2 separate regions of the Homo sapiens genome follow, and region 2 is linked to region 1. Evidence: chromatin loops called from intact Hi-C (ENCODE). Cell type or tissue: OCI-LY7. All regions are shown on one strand.

Region 1 (2,500 bases):
GGGATCAAAAACCCTACAAAACAATGGGATTAGTCTTCAATTGGTATACAAGGCTTATAAAAGACTAAGCAGATTGAAAATTGCCACCTCTATAGATTGTTTGCAAAAAACAAACAAAAAGCTTAAGCAACAGACTAGACATTATAAATGAGGACTGTATTCTGACTAAACTAAACCTAACTGTTCCTTTTCTTTATTCATCTCTGCCTACATACTCTGAGTCCACTAATATTTTTGCTAAATTACCTGCCACCTTAAGGATAATATTTTAAAAGTTAAATAAGACAGATGCCTTGCAAAGTAAGACCTTTTGATCAGCCAAGTATTCTTGCTGTAATTACTTTCACTCCAAGATCTGGAACTGAGCTTAGAGCCATTGTAAAAAACTTCCCCGATCCAAGAAAAAGTCCTCAAATATTTACTGAGGAATTTGAAATTCTCATATGAGCTTATGATTCAAAACTCCCTGACTTTAAAACCTCCTCATAAAAAGTAACAAAAAGAGCTTAAAAAAGTATTAAAAACCTTTTAAATTCAATTCTAAAAGACTTCCATAAATTTTGATTGGTCCATAATACAACCTTCTGAATAAAAAAGAATAAACCAGTTTCAGATTACAGAATTTGCTTAGAAACACTGTTTGTAAAACATGCTGCACTCAAAATATGAAACAGAGGATTTCCTGTATGGATTAAAATGACATGAGCATTTTTAAATGGACTTAACAGTTTAATTAAACTAAATGTTACAGTTAAATTAAAATGTATTAATTGAGACAGAAAGTTACAGATATGACTCAATTTGTGACCTTAGCTAAACATTTTGAGAGAACTCAGGAGCAAGAAAAACTCAAAAGGTTAACAAGCTATGTCTCTGTAATTACAATAGTCGTAGAGGCTGGGACCAAAGAGACCTTCTTGTTCTTATTTTAAGTCATAATCAGAGGTCCTAAAACCAAGATTCTTTACCCTGAGATTTCTGCCTTTACTGTAAACAACGAAGACACTAAATATGAGATTGTCCACCAATAAACCTCCCTTTGGACTGCAGTGTTTCACCACTAGAGGGAACAAAAGAGATTCTTTTTAGCTGTCATGATGCTTATCAACATTGATTAGGCTCCAAGGGATTCTGAAATAAATTGCCTCCTGTAATACCCTTCAATAAACATAAATAAACCATGCCTAGGATAAAAGGGGAATTGTATACAATCATGGTGGATACTCGAGCCACCTTGTGTACTATAAACTATGCTTTATTGTATTTTATGTTATGTTTTCAGTCCATAAGCAACTTTTATTTATTTTGTCATTTTTAATGTTTATTAATCTCAACTTCTATTTTTAATTCAGAGGATACATGTGCAGGTTTGTTACATGGGAATATTGTGTGATGCCGAGGTTTAGGTATGAATCTCATCACCAGGTAGTGAGCATAGCACCCCATAGATAGGTTTTCAACTCACACCTCCACCCTCCTTCTTTCTGTAGAAGTCTCCAGTGTCTATTGTTCCTATCTTTATGAACATGTGTGCTCAATTATTAGCTCCCACTTATAAGTGAGAACATGTGGTATTTGGTTTTCTGTTTCTATGTTAATTTGTTTAGGATAATGACTACTAGCTCCATAAATATTTTTAAAAGGACATGATTTTGTTCTTTTCCATGGCTACACGGTATTCCATGGTCTATATGTACTACATTTTCTTTATCCAATCCATCAAAGATGGGCACCTAGGTTGATTTCATATCTTTGCTATTGTGAATAGTGCTGCAATAAACATATAAGTACATGTGTCTTTTCAGTAGAATGGCTTATTTTCTTTGGGGTATATTCCCATTAATGAAATTGCTGGGATCCCACTTTAATAAGCCAACAAATTCATCAAAGTAAAAAGATTGTGAGGGTTTCAAATCAAGTTCTAGAGATTCCCATATCTAAACACATTCAATTAACTTTGGAAACTTTGTTCTAAAAAAAAATACCTTTTTACCATGTGATACTGCTCCAGTAAACTTACTGTGGTGAGACTTATGTGCAAACTAGAAAGAAACATAAAATTCTTCTCAGGGAGAAATAATCTTAGAGTTTTTTGAGTTTCCCAAAACATAACTCTTATGCTCTCTACAAACAGAAATTAATGAAATCAAAACTCAGGCTTATAATACCCCTGTCCTTTCAAAAATACCTAAATGTTTATGGGCCTTTTCCTCAATTAGTATAAAAAATAATAATGTAAACCTATAAAAACAAATAGAACATTTTAAATCTTTGCATAAATTATCCCAATATTCACTAATATCCAAAACAGTTCAAGGACTTTCACCAATTGCGTAAGATTTAATCAAACAAAGATTTATAATTCCATACACAAGTCCTTGTAACACTTCAATCCTAGCAGTTAAAAATCCAAATAGTGAAATTATCCCAATATTCACTAATATCCAAAACAGTTCAAGGACTTTCACCAATTGCGTAAGATTTAATCAAACAAAGATTT
Region 2 (2,500 bases), 450 kb after region 1:
TTGTATTTTTAGTAGAGACAGGGTTTCACCATGTTAGACATGATGGTCTCAATCTCCTGCAATGTTTTATATTCTTAATGCCAATAAATTACAGTTATGTAATTATAAATTGTATGTTCTTGAGATCAGAGTAGCTAAAACCATCTTAAAACAAAATGTGCTTTTATAGTTTTAAAACTTAATTGTCTGTTGGTTGAAGAGTCATCATAAGTTATTCAAATGTGTGTGTATATATATATGACAATTAAATACATTATGAAGATTACATTTTAACTAGAAATTAGAAAATACAATCCTATTCATGTATTTGTGCCCATATATATTTTCAACAAAGCTAATCATTTAAATAATTATGACATCACTCATTACAAAACCATGTTTTTTTCTGATTATTTCATATTAATATCAATATGATGTTAATTCTTAAGATAAAGGCATACGTCATTTTTTTCTAATAAATGTTACAACCAGGTATCTCTCATTCCCTGTCTAACAGAGATCCAAATTTGACTTCTTCATTCTCTTCCATATTCCCATAATCAACTCCTTTTTTATATTTTTCAAAGATTGTTAGTTCATAATAAGTGGATAAGAATGTAGATTTTGTTTATGCTAAAGCTATGCATTAAGTGATTACAGAAGAAACTTGAACAGCATTTTAATATATATCTAAAATATTAAAGGACATTATTATTCTGTATACAATTTATTTTCCACAGAGAAATAATGTGCAGCATTCAGAAAGGCTAAACATTGTAGAAAAGAAACACGAATTCTAGATAAAAGTACCTAAGAAAGATTAATTTAACATGCACAGAATTTCCCAATTAAAACTTTCACATTAGCATTGCATTTTAAACAGTTAATCTCCTAATGAGACATCCCCAGCAATGAGGAGAGAGTTGCAGGACTGAATGTGGCCCTGAGGCCTGCATCTGGAAAAGGCTACATTTTGGTAATTTTTAAACTATTTTCGTTCATTTGGGAAGGAAAGTACTACACTGCCACCTTCTGACAGTGACTTTCTACTTAATGAGAAAAATTTCAGGCCTAAATTGGGGTATATATTACTTATACGCCTTTAAAGTACAAAATATTAGAATATTTTGGCTTCTTTCTTTAAAAAGTTTATCATCTGTACTATATGACACATACAAAATAAAATAGCATATATGAAACTAAGCATGAACCTATCATCCAAATTAAGAATTAAACAATATCAACAATGTCGAAGCTGCCTAAATGCACCTCTCCAATCCTGAATATGTTTAAGTTCTAACTCCGAAAATGTGGAGATTTTTGGTTTGTTGGTTTTTTGTTTGTATTTTTACTGATACCATTAGAGTGACCATTCATGTCATGTTTTTTGACTTGCTGCCGTAGCATTTCCTCAGTTCCCTGTTTCCTCTGCCCTATCTAGCACATATGTGGTTGAAAATGCCTGCTGTGTTGTCACAGAAAGATTACCTTTCTCCTTTATCTTTTACTGTGTTGGGAGGAGGGGGTGGTGGAATTGGTACATTTATTTAACCAACATTTACTGGAAAACTACTGTGTGTCCAATAATACCAAATATAATGGATCTAATGGAGAACAAGATGAAATCATTGAGTGCCTACCAGAAGTTTTATTTTAAAAATTTTAGGGAAGAAAACAAACAATTAAAATCTAGTTGGATTAGTAACACAGTTAAAAGTAATGAAAAGTTTTCTTTCTAAATATGGTTGATTTTCAAGAACCTAAAGGTACTGAAGATACTGAGAGAAGCTCTGGAGAGCAGAGAATCTTAATTAAATAATGGATTCGCTCAGGACACTGTCATTGAGTCAGTAATATGATTGAACTGACTGAAGATTTTAAATTCAAATATATTGTAAAGTTTTTTTTCACAGTTCACTTAGGTAATAGATTTCATATAAAACACAATACTATTCCTCTAGTAGAGCTGGCAAATGTTATTGGATATAAGATTCATAAAAAATAAATACCTAGAATGAATATAGATAAAAATGGTATCAGATTCCTTTAATAAGAAAAGAGAAAATTTAAAGGTAGAGATTTTAAAAAGTTTGCTTATATAAATGTCCAGAGTAAAAACTGTGGCTTCTTATTGTTTCTCATAATTTTTCTTCAAATTTTAAAGTAAAACAAATCAGATTGTAAGCTCCTTTACATAATAAAAATATTTCCAGACTGGGCGCGGTGGCTTACACCTGTAATCTCAGAACTTTGGGAGGCCAAGGAGGGTGGATCGCGAGGTCAGGAGTTCAAGACCATCCTAGTGAATATAGTGAAACCCCATCTCTACTAAAAATACAAAAATTAGCCAAGCATGGTGGTGGGAACCTGTAGTCCCAGCTACTCGAGAGGCTGAGGCAGGAGAATCACTTGAACCTGGGAGGCAGAGGTTGCAGTGAGCTGAGATTGCACCACTGCACTCCAGCCTGGGCGACAGAGCCAGACTCGCGAGACTTTGTCTTAAAAAAACAACAACAACAAT

What was found. A loop is a pair of places that touch in the nucleus more often than their neighbours do. Peaks named below come from ENCODE experiments on the same cell type or tissue, not always from the same donor. Only the 100,000 strongest peaks of a DNase experiment are listed, where the experiment ranks them.
Region 2: a loop joins it to region 1, with 16 times the contacts of the local background. A loop is called at or near these places in 12 of 110 quality-filtered maps.

The regions. Positions count from the first base shown.
Region 1 is chr4:130,807,264-130,809,763 of GRCh38, reverse strand. No RefSeq gene overlaps it. Among named protein-coding and RNA genes, the nearest start is that of LINC02479, 430 kb to the right of the region's middle. In OCI-LY7, a CTCF peak has its summit at 1,065 (motif pointing right); no DNase peak of the experiment used is centred here.
Region 2 is chr4:130,358,248-130,360,747 of GRCh38, reverse strand. No RefSeq gene overlaps it. Among named protein-coding and RNA genes, the nearest start is that of LINC02479, 17 kb to the left of the region's middle. In OCI-LY7, CTCF peaks have their summits at 810 and 1,017 (motif pointing left); a DNase peak (open chromatin) is centred at 987; H3K27ac peaks cover 565 bases.